2 separate regions of the Homo sapiens genome follow, and region 2 is linked to region 1. A link is an interaction called in ENCODE POLR2A ChIA-PET data of the cell type or tissue named here. Cell type or tissue: PC-3. All regions are shown on one strand. Each heading gives the region's core, and the rest is flanking DNA. Links, peaks and the distances in the headings are about the cores only.

Region 1 (10,103 bases), core at 1,976-6,975:
TATCAAAGATATGACTAACTTGTTTTATTTGGGAATATTCTTTTTAAATCATATTTTTCCTATAAAACAGAAAATAGTAATATTAAAGGAATTTTTAAATAAAAAAATTGTTTTTAATCCCTGTACCTTGAAGCAAGCTATTCCTTTGACCCAAGTATTCCCTTCCAATCTTTCAGTCATGTTTCAAGTTCAATATTATATTGCTCTACTCACTTAATATTATAATCTTAAAGTTTCCACATAGCCTTTGTGATTTGTATTTTTGCCAAGTTTTAAAAAGTTATTATAATAACAAAGGATTTTTAAAAACCTCTCATTTGGGGCCAGGCACGGTGGCTTACACCTTAATCCCAGCACTTTGGGAGGCCGAGGTGGGCAGATCACCTGAGGTCAGGAGTTCGAGACCAGCCTGGCCAACATGGCGAAACCCTGCCTCCACTAAAAGTACAAAAATTGGCCGGGCATATTGCTGGGTGCCTGTAATCGCAGCTACTCAGGAGGCTGAGGCAGGAGAACCGCTTGAACCCGGGAGGTAGAGGTTGCAGTGAGCTGAGATCGTGCCACTGCACGCCAGCCTGACAACAAGAGCAAGACTCCGTGTCAAAAAAAAAAAAAACACCTCTTATTTTGTAAGGGTAAAAAACGTTATCAAGAAACAGGGAGAAAATTATTCATAATTATACTGGCTAAAGGTCACAACTATTAATTGGCATATTTTATTCCAGTTTTTTCTGTGTATTTTATGTACAACATATAAAACTTTATATCCTATTATTTGCATTAAGAGTAAACGGAAAGTGTTTTCCCATGCCATTAAAAACTCTTTGTAATCATTATTTATATGGTTGTATGGTATTCCCTCATAGAAATATTTCCTTTCTGTTAAACATACAGGTTTTTTCTAGCTTATAGCTATACAGTGAAGCTATGTATCTTCATTCATAAACTATATTATTTGCTTAGTGTGGCATCCTTGAAGATAATAAATGCTCATCTCTTTTTTTTTTTTTTTTTTTGAGACAGAGTCTCATTCTGTCACCCAGGCTGCAGTACAGTGGCGTGATCTTGGCTCACTCCAACCTCCGCCTCCTGGGTTCAAGAGATTCTCCTGCCTCAGCCTCCTAAGTAGCTGGGATTATAGGCACGGGCCATCACGCCCAGCTAACTTTTTTGTATTTTTAGTAGAGATGAGGTTTCACCATGTTGGTCAGGTTGGTCTCGAACTGCTGACCTCGTGATCGGCCCATCTCGGCCTCCCAAAGTGCTGGGATTACAGGTGTGAGCCACCACACCCGGCCTGCTCATCTCTTTTATGACTTCCTCATTCTTGAGTTCTTAGCTCTCTAATCTTGAAGTCAGCTGGGATATATCTTCAAATAACTTTTCAAGAAAGGTATATGATTTGGATCTGTTTTTTCTATATAGGAACTGCCACCAACTGCATATATGTGACATACACATGTGTATGTATCTGTGTACATTGGGCTGGCCGTAATATTTTTAGATCCTACCCTTCTTAGGAATCTATAGATGTGGAACCATTGTCTTCTGGCATTTCGTGTTTCAGAATAGCAGAAAAATAGACCAATTTATGATACTCTGGAGTGACATGTTGTAGGTTTTCTTTGTTTAGTTTTGGTTTTTTAAATCTTTGGAATTGAACAGAGTCTAGATATTTCTATATATGATGACTTTCACTCATTTTGCATGGATCACAGAACTTTAAATCTGCAAATTCAAGTCTTCCCTCTACCTACCAGAAGCGGTTTTTTAAAAATCATGTCTTGGATTATTGCTTCCATTTCAAATTTTCTGGTGTCAGGATCATCCATGATTCTCACACTAGACCTCTGTATCTCTTATGTTTGTCATGTTTTAAAAATAATTTTTTTCTCTTCTTTTTCTTCTCATTTATCTCCAACACCATTAACTCCCCTCTCTAGCATTGTTTCTAGTCTGTGCTGCTGGTTATGTGAGTATTAATGCTGCTGTTGCATTACTGGTTTCCTTGAAATCTTTTCTTTATCCTATTGCCTCATCTCTTATCTCCTTGAAGTCTCGCTGGTTCTTACCTTACCGTTTTCTGCCCTGGCTTTATAAAGCTTTACCTTCTTACTGTTTTTATTAAGGACACCAAAGTATTTTCAAAAACATTTTTTGGTTTCTTTAGTTCATAAGTTTCAGAATCGCATTCTTTCTCAGAATCTTTAGGATGTTGTTGTTTTTTTCCCCCCTTGTTCTGTAGTATTGATTTTTCCCATCAACCTCATGTTATTTTGAGTTTTTTATTTAGTTACTTTTCAAAACGACTTCTTGAATCTGCAAATGGAGAGCTGCTTGATATGCTCGCCTCTGTCCCAATTCCCTTTGTCTGTGGACTGTCTTTATTGGAAAGAAATGAGACTTCTTCCTTCTCCCACTCCTTGACTCTGTTGGGAAAAATGTCCACCCCTTATGTGTACAACTGTCATATCCTTCCCAAGCTTACCCTGCCACCACCACAAAAAAACACACTATTTATGAAGACCACAGTTCCCAGAATTCAGTGCATGATGCCATACCTTCTCTATAGCTACCTAATACTGATTTATTGTTTTCCTGGGAACTCTGGTTTCCTTACTGCATATGGAACAGAAACAAGATGGGGAATGTGGAGAAAAGGAAAAGAAGACAGCAGTCCAAATACCTCCTGAGTTACGATACTTATAAGAGAGATTGCATCTTGATTTCTGGTTGTTACAAACCATGCACTTTCTATCTAGTAGAAGACTATGTGGCAGGTGAACCACTTCTTTCATTTTTCAGCACAGTTCATTTTTTGTAGCAGTAGAAAATCCTAGGCTCTGGCAGTTTGTGATGTAAGTTTTGGTGGTGTAAATTTTCATCATCTTCTATTTTCTTCATTCAAATGTAATGGACACTTTGATAGGGGCAGCATTAGGATCCATGGAGAGGCACCATTGTAAACTGGAAGCTGAGTGATTTTTAAAATTGCCCTAGATAAGGGGGCCATACAAACTATTTCTATAGCCCTACCCTTGGGCCTGTCTGCCTGGGTGGTCCTGTTTTAACTGTTGGTATTTAATTATTGATGATTTACTGACACAAGGCATGGAAGCCTTAGGGAAAATGAATTCCGACGTGCTAGTTTCTTTAGATGAATCTTCTTTGAGGTTTAAGTGTCCTTCTAAGTGGTATAGTGAGGCAGGATTTCGGGGGCCATTTCAAATACTGCCTCGCAAAGTCAGCCACGGTGTAAGTGCCTACTATATGCTCTGGACAGAATGAACCTTATTAAAGGGCCTAGTTCTTTCATAGTTTTCATGTAACCCATTGATGTCTTTCTTTTCACACGTTATTTCCTCTTGAACATCACTGGTTTCGTGGTGTTTTTCTAAGGCTTCTGAAAGGTACTACAAACTATGTATATAGACAGGATTGAACTCCACCAGAAGGTGGAATTTTTCTTTAGGGGCACTGTGCCATCAAAACTGAGCTGGTGCCCAAATGCCTCCCTTTAGAGCTTGCTGCCTTGATCATGCAGCTGAGCTGTCTTCTCAGATGCTCTGTGGGCACCGCTGTAACCTGTTCCCTCAGCTCTGCTGAGTGTGGCATAATCAGATTCCTTGCTGAGAATCGGTGAATGGAGGGGTAGAGGGGAGCCAGGGCTAGATCCTGGAGGACTTTAGGAAGCTGCAGATCAGATCAGAGAGCCTGGATAGGCAAGGATGAAATCAAACTTCACCACATCAACAAAACAGGCCTAGGCATACTACAACTTTTTTTTTTTTTTTTTTTTTTTTTTTTTTTTGAGACGGAGTTTTGCTCTGTCTCCCAGGCCGGAGTGCAGTGGCGCGATCTCAGCTCACTGCAAGCTCCACCTCCCGGGTTCACGCCATTCTCCTGCCTCAGCCTCCCGAGTAGCTGGGACTATAGGCTCCCACCACCACGCCCGGCTAATTTTTTGTATTTTTAGTAGAGATGGGGTTTCACCTTGTTAGCCAGGATGGTCTCGATCTCCTGACCTCGTGATCTGCCCGCCTCGGCCTCCCAAAGTGCAGGGATTACAGGTGTGAGCCACTGCGCCCGGCAACTTTTTTTTTAAGCAACAATTTTGCTTTAATAGGACTTGAAAATTTTCACCCAGTTTTGCTTTAGGGAAAAATGTATCAACAATATGTCTTGTCAAGATATTATTTTGTAACATTTTCAGAATGAAACCCATCTCTGGGCACTGGGGTTCATTCTTGGTGCACAACTGCCTCGTTGATCAAGTTCTCTGGCTTTTATTATTTCTGCTTGCAAATAGAGATACAAAACAGCCAGCCTCAGAAGAAGGAGGGGCTGATTTCATCAGCATGACTAAAGCTGACAGAGTACTTGAGAGGACCTGGCAGGGTACTGCAGAACATCTTGGCCTTGCAGATCTGTGAGAAGGAAATGGGCACAGCCCTACAGACATGAACCAATGGACATGATATGGAACCATCCTGGCCGGTGACCAAGTCTTTTTTTTTTTTTTTTTTTTTTTAAGACTGGGTCTTGCTCTGTCACCCAGACTGGATTGCAGTGGCGCGATCTCAGCTTACTGCAACCTCTGCCTCTCAGGTTCAAGCGATTCTCCTGCCTCAGCCTCCCAAGTAGCTGGGATTACAGATGTGCGCCACCATGCCCGGCTAATTTTTGTATTTTTAGTAGAGACAGGGTTTCACCTTGTTGGCCAGGCTGGTCTCGAACTCCTGACCTCAGGTAATCTGCCCGCCTCAGCCTCCCAAAGTGCTGGGATTATATGTGTGAGCCCCTATGCCTGGCCAAGTCTTTTTCTTCTCATTTTTATTACACAAATAGTAACGTCAAAGCAAAAGAAAACTTTTTTTTAAAGAAAAGGAAAAAAAATCACTCCTAACACCATAACCTACCCCATCTACAATGATCTCTCCCCTCCCTTTTTTTTAGTTTTTACTTTTTATTCATCTGTTGACATTTTTCTTCATATGGCTCTAATTGTAGTGTAGCCAGTTTTAAGTTCTGCCTTTTTGTTGTTAACATTGCAGCTTGTACTACTAATGTCAATTTTTTTCTTTTTTTTTTTTTTTTTGAGATGGAGTTTTGATCTTGTTGCCCAGGCTAAAGTGCAGTGGCGCAATCTTGGCTCACTGCAACCTCCGCCTCCTAGGTTCAAGCCGTTCTCCTGCCTCAGCCTCCCTAGTACCTGGGATTACAGGCACATACCACCACACCCAGCTTATTTTTTGTTTGTTTGTTTGTTTGTATTTTTAGTAGAGACGGGGTTTCATCATGTTGGCTAGGCTGGTCTCAAACTCCTGAGCTCAGGTGATCCACCCACCTCAGCCTCCCAAAGTGCAGGAATTACAGGCATCAGCCACTGTGCCTGGCCTACTAATGCCAATTTTTCATAGTTATTATAGTTATTGTCAGTAGTGGGTTTTTTAAAAATCAAGTTATTATGACATATATGGAGGCTCAGGAAAGCCCAGCAGTGTGTGGTTGACATTAATTTGGTTTCAGAAAATAAAAGGGCTGCCTCTAGCATGTCCTTAGAGCTCCTCAGCCTGGTATTTAAGAGCACTCTCAGTTTTGACAACTGGGTACTGAGAATTATTTGTACCTTTCTATAGTGACCATCCAAACCACTTGCATGTATTAATTTTAACGTGTTTGATGATAATATTGATGACAAAAATGTATGTATAAGCAGAGCAGGCAAGTCACTCTGGTAGGGAAAAGTGCAGTGAATTCCAGAAATAGCCCCACTTTTCCCAAGGTATTCCCTACCTGACTGGAAGGTAATACTGAACTTGGGTTAAGGCTCCATGCATTGTCTTCATCAGATGTCAGTGCTTGGAAATGTCATCAGTAACAGTCATGTGCACCTACCTGGTCATGTGTTAACCAAGTGTAATGTGTCTCCACCTTGCACAAAGCACTGAGGGGCAGCCTCTGCATTCTGGAGGTCAGGAGGAGGGCCTGAGGGAAGGGTGGTTTTGGAGCTGACTCCAGGAGACATGGGTGGGGTGCCCTGGTAGGAGGTGCTGGACAGCCAGGGGGCAGCATGGGAGCATTTTGTATGTGATGAAGGAGGACAGAGAATTGGAAGAGGGGGATAAACGAAAACGTCACCGTTCTTCCTGAGCCCAGCCCTGGGGAGGATGATGGATGACTTTTTGTCATCTTTTGTATTTCCTCGGGGCAGCTAAAGCAGAATCTCTCCACTGAGACCAGAGGTTGAAAACTGGAAGTCTGTGGGCCACAAGTGGCCTACAGATTTTTTTACTTTTGCTCTGCACAGTTTTTTTTTTAATTATTATTTACATACAACAAAATTCACCCATTTTAACTGTAGAGTTGGATGTTTGTTGGTATGCATATGCAGCTGTGTTGCCTTGCTCCACCACCACACATCAAGATATAGAACAGTTCCCTCACTCCAGAAGTTTCCTCCTACCCCTTTGCATTCAAATCTCTTTCCCCACCCTGCCACAGAGAGCCACTGATCTGCTTCCTGACATTAGAGTTTTGCCTTTTCTAAAATTTCATGTAAATGGAATTATACAGTGTGTCATCTTTTGTATATGACTTCTTTCATTTGCATAGAGCTTTTGAAATTAATCCATGTAGTTGCATATGTCAGTATTTCATTCCTTTTAATTGCTGAGTAATATTCCAGAGTGGGGGTATACTACAATTTATCTATTCACCAGTAGATGAATGTGTAAGTTGCTTCCAGTTTGGGGCTATTTTAAATAACGCTGCTGTGAATATTTGTGTATATATCTTTTTGCAGACATAGGTTTTCGTTTCTCTTGGTAAATACTTAGGAGTAGGATTGATGGGTCATATGGTAAGTATATGTTTAATTTTATAAGAACCTATCCGATTGTTCCCAAAGACACTGAACCATTTTGCAGTCCCATAAACATGGATGAGAGTTCCGGTTGCTCTCCATCATTGCTCTTAAAGCATCCAAACACTCAGAACCCATTAAAGGGCCACATGGCCTCCAGCTCACCCCAGTTCCTATTTGACCTATTTTCCTCATTTACATTACCCACCTGTAACCTGTAGGTTTGTGACCTGTGCCATTGAGCAACTTTATGCTCCATAGCATATAGCAGGGTGTGACAGTTAAGAGCAGGGTCTATGGAGATTCTCGGTTGGAATCTCCATCTTGCCATTTATAAGCTGTCACTTTGGACTTCTCTCTGAATTCGCTTCTTCATCGGTAAAATGCTAAAAACACCTTATTTATTAGCTGGCTAGTTGTAAAAATGAAAAATATAGAGCATGTGAAGCATCCATCACAGGACTGGGCCTGTAGAAAATGTACAATAGATGGTACCTGTTAGTATCCATGCAATAGCCCCATGATTGTCTATTATATGTGTGTGCATCAGAGTCACCTGCACAGATTCTTTTTAAAACATAGGTCCTGCCCTAGCCATAGGTGCCCCTGCCCCAGCCCTCCTTCAGAATGAGAACTTCCCAGGCTGGGCCTGTGCATATGCATTGTTTTAAAGTCCCATAGTTCGATCAAAGTGGTTCACACCTGTAATTCCAGCATTTTGGGAGGCCAAGGCAGGCGGATCATTTGAGGCCAGGAATTCAAGAACAGGCTGGCGAAACCCCGTCTCTACTAAAAATACAAAAAAATTAGCCAGGCATGGTGGTGTGTGCCTGTGCTCCCAGCTGCTTGGGAGGCTGAGGTGAGAGAGTCTCTTGAACACAGGAGGTGTAGGTTGCAGTGAGCCAAGACCATGCCACTGCACTCCAGCCTGGGCAACAGAATGAGACTCTGCCTCAAAAATAAATAAATAAATAAATAAATAAATAAATAAATAAATAAATGAAAGTTCCACAGATAATTGGTATGAGCATCCTTGGCCTACAACTGTTGGATGGGAAGATGTAGCAAGGAACCCTACATTCTAAACTCAGTTCTACTGCCAACTAGCTATGTGACTTTGGACAAATCACTTAATCTCTCTGAGAGAGCTAGTTTAGTTGAGATATGACTGTAGCAAATTTGGTCTTTCACAATGATTAGGTTCTTCTTGGTGGACAGTAGCTACATTTCGAGGCAGAGGAATTGGAGGTGGTTGAGGGCTATGCCTGTATCACAAGTGATATATCCAAATGAAAGCAAATCTCAGCCTGGATTCAGGCATACATAGAAATGTGAGTTAGCAGGCATGCACAAAACCATCACTCAGCATGTCCAATAGGCCCAATGAAGTCCTGTCCTCTTTCCTGATGGGAGGGTACATTGACAGCAACTTGCATGGAAGGTTCACTTGAGGCAGATGTGAGACTATGCAGCAATGGGAGTTGGCTAACCTTCTAGTCAAAGTGACATGGTAAAATCCTCCCTTGAATGGATGGATTCAGACCAAAATCTGAATTCAAGGACACCATTCAGGGAGACTCAATTGGGATCACTGCATTCTGATAACCTTTCCATGCATGCTGTGGAAGTGCAAGTGACACTATTTCAAGCCAGTCCACATATCTTCAATACTGTTTCTAATGTCTTAATAATTATTAGTTATGCTAATTAAGAGTAATTAATTAATAAGATAAAGATAGCTGCCACACATGTATGAGCTGCCTCTGGAATGTGGCTTTTCATTAGTCTTTTAAATGTTACTAAACACCTCTGAAATGTATATTCCCATTAGCCCACTTCAGTTACAAACTCACCACCCTAGAGTGTAGATTAAAATAACTAATGCACATATATGTCTCCCTATCTGTGCAGAAATGCTTTAAAGTTAATTACAGACGGTATAACAGTTGATTTCTGGGGTTCCATCCAAACTTAAGATTCTACAATTCTACAAATGAAGGGTCCTAGTAAATGTACTTGTTTCTCCTCATTCTTCTGTCTGCTCTTTCTGGAAGCCTCTGAATTCCCCAGGCCATGTCAGTGTCTTTCCCCTCCCTGCACCTTCATGGAAGCACACACTTCTTTCATGGCATCTTACTTCAGGCCCAGAAACATGCACTGAGGATTCCAGCCTTTGTAAAATGGCATCTCTTTTGATTTACCCACACTGACCTACCTTATTTCCCAGATGTCAATGATTTGAGTAGTACCATCACTGTTTTTATTGTGGGGAGGTGGGGAGGGCATACCTACCTGCCTAACACCTATATTATTTTTCCTTTAAATTGGCACAATTTCTTCTTCTTTAGCTTTATCGCACAGAGTATTGCCCATGGTTTTAATGTGCTAGCTATGCATTTTTTCACACGTTAAAATAGATGCATAACTAAATACCTGAAATAAAATGTTAAAAGTAAGTAATCATCTGCGTGTTGCCTAAAATCAGCTCTCGTTTCTCCAGTGGTCTGCACACATCACAGTGGGAACCACTGCTGCACTGGCCTTGGCGGGTTCCTTGCCCATCTCCCCACCAGACAGTGAGTCCCTGGAGGACAGGGACGAGCTTTCATCTCTGCCTCACCGTGTCAGTAAATCTGGTGCCTTGTGCATAATATGCATTCAATAAATGTTTGATGAATGAATGTCTCTCTCACGAGCACAAGTGAAATACCACAGCAAACACAAATATCTGCTATTTTCTCTCACTTTGATTCCCAACCTCTGATAAACTCTTAAGCACTCAAACATAGAATCAAAACATAAATAAGTACCAAACATGTGTAAGTGAAGTGCAGCCCATTTTTCTACCTCTTAAAACTTTTTTCTTAAGTAACTGTTATTTATTTAGTTCCCCTAATGTTAAGGGGAAAGAAGTTAAATGATTTAAATTTGTAAATAATTCTTTAAAAATAACTTAACTGGCGGGGCGTGATGGCTCATGTCTGTAATCCCAGCACTTTGGGAGCCCGAGGCAGGCAGGTTGCCTGAGGTCAGTAGTTCGAGACCAGCCTGGCCAGCATGGTGAAACCCCATCTCTACTAAAAATACAAAAATTAGCCAGGCGTGGTGGTGGGCACCTGTAATCCCAGTTACTGGGGAGGCTGAGGCAGGAGAATCTCTTGAACCCAGGAGGCGGAGATTGCAGTGATCTGAGATTGCACCATTGCATTCCAGTCTGGACAACAATATTGAAACTCTG
Region 2 (10,103 bases), core at 2,068-7,067, 77 kb before region 1:
TCTTTAAAGTATCCAATTTTTAAAGCACTGTGTGAGTCAAACAAAACTCTTCAAACAAAACAAGACCACATGTAGTCTTTAGGCCATTGTGTGCTAGTTTTCTTTTTTTCTTTTTTTCTTTTTTTTTTTTGAGACAGAGTTTTGCTTTTGTTGCCCAGGCTGGAGTGCAATGGCGTGATCTCGGCTCACCACAACCTCCTCCTCCTGGGTTCAAGCAATTCTCCTGCCTCAGCCTTCCCGAGTAGCTGGGATTACAGGTGCACGCCACCACCCCTGGCTAATTTTGTATTTTTAGTAGAGATGGGGTTTCTCCATGTTGGTCAGGCTGGCCTCGAACTCCTGACCTCAGGTGATCCACCGACTTCGGCCTCCCAAAGTGCTGGGATTACAGACGTGAGCCACCGCGCCCGGCCATTGCGTGCTATTCTGATATAACTCTTACCAGCTTGAGCATCAAGTCTTCATGCCCTCACCACCCGTGGTGTGCTGCTCCTCCCCCGAATTCCATAACCAGCATCCTTTACCACTCATTTGTCACTTACTGGTGCTTTTCCTCATTATTTCCAGGAAGTGGGGCAAGTCACCATAAGACAGTTATGAGCTGTGTGAGGACAAGAACTAATGTCTGCATTTCCCCATCACAACTTTCTCATTGCCTTGTGCACAGCTGGGCCCAAGTAAATACCTATAGATTTGTTGTTCTTTTTTTCAGTTACTCCTAGTACTTTCTTCATATTACATGTCTAGGACCATAGCTCAGCTGCCCACTAGTTAATGACACTTGAACAGACACTTACATTTGTTTTATTAGTGACTGATGGCTAAGATGAGAATGGGAAAAGAACTAGAGGGAAGACTCACTTTTCTGTTTCCTTGTTAAATTTTGTCCTTTATGCTATTAAAATGAAATACTAGTTTTCACAATCAAATTAGCTTCCTATTTTTAAAGAACCTAGTCCTAGTGGCAACAGCTACCACGTAGTATTAAACACCAACTTTATGTCAAGTGCTTTACATATGTTATTTCTCATCCTCGCAGCAACCCAAGAGGTAAGTGTTATTATTCACATTTTAAAGATAAGAGAGCTAAGTTGGCTGGGCATGATGGCTCATTCCTGTAATCCAGGCACTTTGGGAGGCTGACGTGGGTGGATGACCTGAGGTCAGGAGTTCGAGACCAGCCTGGCCAACATGGTGAAACCCTGTCTCTACTAAAAATACAAAAATTAGCTGGGCATGGTGGTGGGCACCTGTAATCCCAACTACTTGGGAGGCTGAGGCAGGAGAATCACTTGAACCCGGGAGGCAGAGGTTGCAGTGAGCCAAGATCACACCACTGCACTCCAACCTGGGTGATAGAGCAAGACTCCATCTCAAAAAAAAAAAAAAGAAAGCTAAGTCACAGAGAGATTGAGTGGCTGTCCAAGACCATATAGGCAGGAGGTGAGCCAAGATAGCAGAGCAGTTATACTTCCCCTGTTACAGCACTTAAGACATCATTGTAATTGTTCACTGCACTGTACCCACTCTACACCAACAACTCCAGGAGCAGAGACTGACTTTGTCTTATTCATCACAGTATCCTCAGTGCCTAGCACAGTGCCTGGCCTAAAATGGGAAGGTAGGAAAGATTTTCTGAATGGAAAAGTATCCTACTGCCCCACTTCTATTACTTGTCCTTTGTTATGAAAGAAATTACTCCAAAACTGAGATAATAAGCATTCATTTTGACACTGTGTCTTTGGGTCATGGATTCTTGAGTGGCATAGCCAGATGGTTCTGACTCGGTCTCTCGGACTCATGAGGTTATAATTAACTGTAGGCTGGGGCTGTAGTCATCAGCACACTTGACTGGGGCTGGAAAATCTGTTTTTAAGCTCACTCAAATTGCTGCTGTCTGGAAGCCTTGTGCTTTTATTCCATCCCTTGGGCTTCTTCATAGGCAAGTATCCACATGGGCCTCTCCATAAGTGAGTGTTCTCACAACATGGCAGCTGACGTCTCTAAGAGAGAGTGTAGGTGAGAATAGCCAAGACAAAAGCCTTAGCATCTTTTATAACCTAACCTTGGAATTGACACCTCATCACTTCCGCAGTATTCTTTTGATCACATAGACCAACCCTGATACAACGTGGGAGGGACTACATAAGGGTGTCTGCTCCCAAAAGGTATTGGGGGCCATCTTGGGGCTGGCTACCACAGAACTCTACTGTAAACCCTTTCTGTGACACAGACACTCACGTTACAGCTTCCTCCTTTGAAAAATTTTACTTTAAGCCTTTTAGAATTTCTTAAAGAAGATACCCTTCCAGTAGAATTAGACAAGACTTCCACATCATTTACAGTGCTGTTACATACATGCATGCATACATACATATGCATATATATATAGAAAACCAGCTATTTAAAACAGTGTATGCCTGATGTGATAAATAAAGTGCGATTTGTTTAAAAAGAACATTTATGGGGTTTTTGAGGAAGCTGTATAAATAATTTGCCAAGGAAAAATGATACACAAAGCCTATGGGCCACTTGGACTATAGTTTTTAAAGTTTGTAGGTGTTAGTTCTTTTCTATATTTAAGTCATTGAAATGACCACTTAAACCACATGTAGACATGTGGGCAAATATATCTAATCACTGGTATAATTATTTATTTCATGAAGGGGAAATAGGCCTTTTATATGATGACCTTACAATAAGGGTCATTTTTATATTCGGAAAGATAAGCACCTGTCATTTTCTTGTTATTCTGAGGTCAGAGCCTACCACAGAGATTTTAATATTTGAAAACAATTCTATTCACTGGAATTTCAGCAGTTAAAATAATGATTTTCTTAAGATGCAGCATTCTGATGCACTATGTCTGACCTTTCTTGGTCAGGAAAATAACATCTTCAACATCTCTTGTTTCTTATTCTACTCTTTCCATATTGCTTGAAACTGATGTTAAATGATCAGGATGCTTTTTCACTTCTTTAGTATCTTAATTAGCATGTGTCTGTTCCTGTAGCTATCATGAGATGTAGCAGCTTTTGCAGTGACAATATCTTCAGTCAAATATTTGTACTTTAAAAATATTTTAACAAAATGTATACTAGTAAAAATGAAGTTGGAAATCGAAATCTATAGAAATAATTATCATTGGAAAATGGTTTTTTGGTGGGATATATGGTTATGATAAAGATTTGGTGAATCTTATTTTATTTCTATATCAGTACGTTTTAAGAAGTTCCTCTTATACTGTGCTGCTTAATCCTACCAAAAAGCTGGGCATATGCTTTGGGAAAGGATTAAGTGATGAGGTGTATTTTTGCTCTTTGAAGGAGAATTCATTAAAATAAGAACTCATTCTAAGAAAAGGAAGCAAGTAATATTGAACAAACATTTAACATGGTTAAATTAATGAAGGTAGTCTTAGCTTTGGAACAAGATCATTAAAAATATGAAAAACTTCTTTTGGGTAGTTAAAAATCACTTTAAAAGTAATTACATTTGTAGTAATGATGAAGAGGATGGGGGAATAATTTGAGTGTAAACTCTGTGACGACAGGGATCAGATCTTGTTAATTTTCAAAGTCCTCTTCCTGAATCTAATACTTTTGAGTATAGTAGAAGACAATAAATGTTGAATGGATACATGAATGGTATGGTAGATTTTTATAATGTAATTATATGACCTTATTTCTGCATAGAAGCCATGTTTCTTGTTTTAGAAACATTCTATTTTTTAAAGTCTTTCTTCTGAATACTTTGTCATCATAAAATTATTTTAAGCATTTATCCAGTATGCATCCCTCCCTGACATATTATTACGCCCTCAATTTTAAAAAAATGAAATCACATTGGTGAATTAAATGTTCTGGGTTTTGTTTGCCAGATTCAGTGGTGCCTCATGGAGCAGCGGTCCCAAATCCATGTGGAAAGGGGTTTGCTGCTGAAGTCTCCATGGCCCTTAGGCAAATGGCTCCGTCCAGAATGGTACTCTGAATCTCACTTTTAAAAGGATAGGGAAGTTTTAGTCTTATTATCACAAAATAATGGCAGTTTATTCCTAGGCATTTTCAAAGACTGCACCCTGGCTTTCAAGTACAATATTTGCAGAAAAAAAAATGTGGTAAACACATAGGAAAAGAGAAACAGTGTGGTAAACAAAACACACAGGAAAAGAAAAAAAAATGAGGCGCATTTAACTGGCCTTATTCCAGTTAAAATCATCTTCAGTGTTCAGGGGGAATCATAAAAATTATATACTTTTCCAGTCTTTTTTTTTTTTTCCTCAAGTTTTTTCAAGATGATCCATTTAGGACCACACTGTGGCAAAGCCTGTGGAAAACATGGGTGGCCCCAGGAGTGTCTGTAAGAGCTTCAAAGAAGCCAATGATGAGCTGTTGTTGCCCTAGGTAAAAGCCCCCAAAATCAATAATCTCTTGAGCCTTGTAATCTCATTTTCCTTTCAGAGGCATTTCCCAAACCAAAACACCAAGCAAAATGTGGCATAAAGTCAAAGAATCTTTGATTTGGAAAGGATCTTTGAAATCATCCAGTCCAATTTTTATCTCCTACTCAAATTTCTTTTAGACAGTTGACTCTAATATTATGACCTAATGAATAAAATAATTTTGCCAAAAGAAAAAATAAATCTGTGTACATTTCTTTTGTTTTGCTTTGATAGCTTATTACTCAGAACTTAGGACAAAATACCTATTTAAGAATTACATTCGGCCGGGCGCGGTGGCTCATGCCTGTAATCCCAGCACTTTGGGAGGCCGAGGCGGGCGGATCACGAGGTCAGGAGATTGAGACCATCCTGGCTAACATGGTGAAACCCCGTCTCTACTAAAAATACACAAAAAAACTAGCCAGGCGCGGTGGCGGGCGCCTGTAGTCCCAGCAACTCGGGAAGCTGAGGCAGGAGAATGACGTGAACCCGGGAGGCGGAGCTTGCAGTGAGCTGAGATCGCGCCACTGCGCTCCAGCCTGGGCGACAGAGCGAGACTCCATCTCAAAAAAAAAAAAAAAGTATTACATTCCCTCTGAACTTTAGGATGGATCTAGACTGTGTGGACTGTCCAACACGTGAAATGAAAATGTCTATCAGTTGTTGTCAGGCAGATTTTTGCTACTTTCTTAATACCAAATTTTCTTATGTTCACTGTAAAGAAACTTAGAGCTACTTTTAATCTCAGCCATTTGTAATGAGAGCTGTCCCAGCATGGTGACATTGACAAATCCTAATAATCTTTAGAAGAAACGACAATAGAGTAATGTTACTTGCTGTGGCCAAAGTCCAGCGGTTCTAGGGATGACTTGTGAATAAGATTTCTTGTCTCATTGGACCTAGGTAGAACAGAATAAAATGTATTATCTGTTGAGCTTGATTCTCTACTCTTTTTATTGCCATTGTTTTTCATTGTTTTCATCATCATGCTATGTAGCAAGTAACTTGGAAGGACTTTTGGAAGGATTAGAAGTTCTGATTGATTGTCCATGCTTCCAATACGGCAGTTCCTTAAAAGCTCCCTGGTAATTTGGCAACATATTATTCTGATCACTTGTGTAAAATGTACTTGTGTATGATGACCTTTCTCAAACTACATGGTAAAATGAGGGTGAGGTTCAGTGGGAAGCTTGTTGAGTTCCTTAGAGGTCATCAAGATTATGCCATAGAAAATAATTAATTTTTAATGTCAGCACCTAAATTGATGTTTTTCGCATATAAAAACCAAATCTAGAAAGAAAAGAAGAAGAAAAAGTGAGTTTTGCTAATTGCAAAATCTGACAAAATAGTCACCTTTGGTAAAGCCCATTTGGTGAGAAAGGTAATTTTTTTTTTTTTTTTTTTTTTGTGACGGAGTCTCGCTCTGTCGCCCAGGCTGGAGTCCAGTAGCGCTATCTCAGCTCACTGCAAGCTCCATCTCCTGGGTTCACGTCATTGTCCTACCTCAGCCTCCTGAGTAGCTGGGACTACAGGCGCCTGCCACCATGCCCAGCTAATGTTTTGTATTTTTAGTAGAGACAGGGTTTCACCATGTTAGCCAGGATGGTCTTGATCTCCTGACCTCGTGGTCCGCCCGCCTCGGCCTCCGAAAGTGCTGGGATTACAGGCGTGAACCACCGTGCCCAGCCTTGAGAAAGGTAATTATTAGAGTTATTTTTTCTTGGATACAAACCTATGGATTCTCAAATTCTTTTAAAAATAAAAAAGCCATTTTATCGTAAGTTTGAAAACTGAGGTATCAGGATTTTCATGTGACTAAAAAAGTGTCTACTCTCATTTTCTATTATCAATCGGGTACCCAATCTGGTCAGATAGTGATTTGTCCTAGAGAGGTCTAGAAAGGAAAACACGGTTTTAATTAAGATTGGTAGAAACTAGAACAATAGTTTTCAGTCTAAATTAAATTTTGGTCGTCATACATACATTTGGATAACCTAGAGTGATTTCTTTCTTGCTTCCTACTAGTCATACTATAATAAAAAGACAAGCACCTTTTTGTTTTGTTTTGTTTTTGTTTTAAGAGACAGGGTCTTGCTCACTCTGTCACCCCGGCTGGAGTGCAATAGCACGATCATAACTCACTGTAACTTTAAACTCCTGGGCTCAAGTGATGATCCTCCCACCTCAGCCTCCTGATTAGCTGGAACTACAGGTACATGCTGCCACATCCAGCCAATTTTTTGAATTTTTTGTAGAGATAGGAGTCTCATTGTGTTGCCCAGGTTGGTCTAGAACTCCCAGCCTGAAGTGATCCTCCTGCCTCAGCCTCCCAAAGCACTGGGATTATAGGCATGAGCCACCATGCCCAACCCACAAGTACCTTTTCAAAGAAGGCTTTGTAGATAATAACCTATAAAATATAAATTTCTTGTGATTTTTTGCATACCCAAAACATGTAAATAAAAGTTATAATGAAGCATTTTCCTATCTTGACAATAGAGAAAAATAAAACAGATAATAGATATCTACGCCTGCCTGTTTGGACACCTAGTCACTTCTCAATGTTTGCCATTTATTTTGCATATAACCTGAATATTTTACAAATGTGGCTGTGAGGTAGGAAACAGACCATTTTCTTCTTTCTGGTTTATAGATAATGGCTGTTTTTTTAAAAATGATACTAATTTTCTCAATGTTAATACTTATTCAACAGAGTGAATAAATATTACTCTTTCTAATAAAGCATATATTCAGTACACATTTCCAGTCATTTTGGAAGACTTTGCCGAATGGGGAGATGAAGAGGACGTTTTAATAACGGGATATACTATTTTATACCATTCAATATACTATTTAATAATAGTCTTTTAGTTGCTGAAAAAAAAGTTGGTCTTTTTAAAAAGTTACAATTGTGCATCTTTCGTGAAGGTTAACATTTTTCTTTTGCTGCGTTTGTCTTTTCACACTTTGGCTCCTAGAATTTTTATCCTATTGGAAGAATATGTAAAGAATATGTTTCGTTTCCCCCCACTTCTTATGTTGGTATGGCTATCTTTACAAAATTATTTATACAAAGATGTCTAAAAACACTGAGGTACTTCCTATGCTGTATTTCTTATGCCTTTCACCTTCTCCCCTCTCTGTAGAGCTCATTCTCTCTCGGCCTCTTTTTTTCTCTTCTCCTTCTGCCTTTTGCTCTTTTTGTATCCCCTCTTTTGCAGACTCTTCACTGCCTAACTTTAAATTGATTAGAATGCATTAATTTTTAAATAAGTGTCACATATCCTTAACTGAGCACTAAAAGGTTGAGAAGGCTTCATGGTGTAGAGTCTGATCCAAAACTAAGTGAGAAGAATTTTAAAAACAAGGGCTGCCCTTCATTAGCCCTCATGCTATCTCCTGACAGGCTCAGTGCACTTCGTTGCCATGCCAGGCCAGGGCAAGCCCTGCTGCCGTGCACCATTTACCCTCTGTCAGCAGCTTCAGTCGGAGCTTGGGCGATACTGTACATGCGAGTCTGTCATGCGTCAGCCTCAATTAAGCTCATATTGCTGTGCTTGGGAAACACATCAGCCTCCTGTTAACCATTTTTTTGTTCTTGCTGTTCCTTTTTTTTCGTCCATTTTTCCCATTCAGCAGTCTCTAGAAATCCATGTTTCATATGGTGAAAATATGTTCATATTTTTTTCAATTTTTTACAAAGAGAAGTGGGTTTTAGAGGAAGTAATGCACATAGGTTCCAGTAAGTTGATTGTACTCATGGAAATGTGCTCAGTTAACCCCTGAGTTCGTTAGTTAAAGAAGGGAATTACAGGTAACCCTCATTTGTACCTGTGCCATGCGTGGTCTTGAGTCTTAAGAAGCAATTTTTCTTTAGGCCTTGTGAGGGTACAAGAGCATCAGGCATCTGGCATTATCAAATGTTGAAGTACTTCTTCACAACGTGTTGTTTACTCATGCCCTTGTCACCTAAGGTGGCGCTTTTATTTTTTTAAGAATAGAATGAGACCTTACTACACTTGAGGGGGAGAAAGTGTAGACAGCAGCGGTTAATATTTGGTTCACTCTTTTGTGGCTTACCATAAGTTTATGGGAAAAAGAAAGAGACCGCCCATGGCTTCATCATGCCTGGTGGTTGGCTCACCAACTTAGTCTCTTATAAGAAATTATCTTTAAAAGGGGATTCTCCAAAAAAATAAAAGAAGAAGCTTTGAAGGGGGTTTGTTTTCTGTACCTAGATAACTATACATTATCCAAGAGAGCTCCTGTATATTTTAATGGACAGGTAGACACTGAGACAGTTGGGCATCTTGAAGGACTTGTGGAGATTTTATGGGCCTGGTCAGTTGTGAAGTCAGGTTAGATTTTATGGGCCTGGTGAGTTTGTGAAATCAGGTTAATCCAAGAGGCTATTGTCAGATACTGGTCACAAGGCACAGTTATGAAAGAAATTACAACACTGAAAATCTTGTGAGATCTGTGACAGCAAGGCTCTCAGCAGAAAGCAAGGTCAGTTTCACAGATGAGAATAGGGACACAAAATGTGCCGTTATTTTTTTTTCTTTTTTCATAAGCACACCACCAGCATAGGAAAGTAGCTTTTAAATAGAATCATATTGATGGATCAATCCAAGGAAAGGGATGGAGTACACAGATAATGGAATTCAGATTTCCCAAATATGTGGCAAATGGATCATTGTTGAAATTATTAGCTGAAAAAAAACCTAAAAATCCATAAGTATCTAACATTTGTATTGGCAATGGGTTAAGGATTTCCAATAAGACTGTGGCAGTCCATGATATTGACTTTCTGGAAGATATATATTAGCATTAAATGTGAAGTTATTGAACATCTTAAAGGAAAAATTATTTGCAAGAATAAACTGTCACAGTAGTTTAGCAAGGGCAAGGTTTTTCTGAGATACTATAGATGGAGAGATTTCCATCTGGAAAACAGATGGCAGCAGAAAAGTGATATAAATTAGTATTTAGGAATAGTTCTTTTACATCTCAGGTCCTGATGGATATTGTCAAGGGAGTCTTCACTTTAACTTTTTCTAGAGAACACATCTCTTTTTGTTTGGATGAGTCACAACAATGAAGTTGTTTATTTAACACATATTTTTGAGGCCCTATTACGTGGCAGACACTTGTTAGGTACAGGTGAGTTGGTGGTGAACAAAATAGACCTCCCTGGCCCTCATGGGCTTTACAGCCTAATAATGGAAATAGACATTAAAATATATAAATTTTAAGCCATATTAATTGGATTGATGGAAAGTCCAAAGGGCTGTTAAAGTGTGTAATAGGGGATCTTGATCTTCGTCTGAGGGAGTCTGGGAAACTTCCCTAAATAAATGACATTTAAAATGTGATCTGAAAGATAAGTAAGAATTAAGTAGGCAAAGGGCATGGGGAAGGGTGGGAGATGGGAATAGCCCACTAAGCAGAAGAAAGAGCCAAAGCAAAGGCCCTAGGACAGGAAGGAGTATGGCACACTGAGACAGTGAGGTGCACAGGGAGTAAGGTAGAGTGTGCTAGGAATGTGCCTAGAGGCAGAGATGAGAGCTAAATCATATTTAGCCTCTTCATGGGCCATATTTGGATTTTGCCTGTATCTGAGGCAGACATTTTCCACCTGCAAAATGAGAGGATTAAGCAT

Evidence for each region. Peaks named below come from ENCODE experiments on the same cell type or tissue, not always from the same donor. Only the 100,000 strongest peaks of a DNase experiment are listed, where the experiment ranks them.
Region 2: POLR2A ChIA-PET joins it to region 1 with 13 read pairs; 3 of 35 experiments call an interaction of 5 or more read pairs at or near these places.

Annotation. Positions count from the first base shown.
Region 1 is chr10:112,683,441-112,693,543 of GRCh38, forward strand. The region is part of intron 7 of VTI1A (vesicle transport through interaction with t-SNAREs 1A); the gene reads left to right. Among named protein-coding and RNA genes, the nearest start is that of MIR4295, 54 kb to the left of the region's middle. In PC-3, for the core only: a CTCF peak has its summit at 6,049; a DNase peak (open chromatin) is centred at 4,371.
Region 2 is chr10:112,605,912-112,616,014 of GRCh38, forward strand. All of the region lies in intron 5 of VTI1A (vesicle transport through interaction with t-SNAREs 1A), which reads left to right. LOC124902503 (a long non-coding RNA gene) reads left to right here. Exons shown (of 2, transcript XR_007062292.1): 1 at 1-10,103. Among named protein-coding and RNA genes, the nearest start is that of MIR4295, 23 kb to the right of the region's middle. In PC-3, for the core only: no CTCF peak of the experiment used is centred there; no DNase peak of the experiment used is centred there.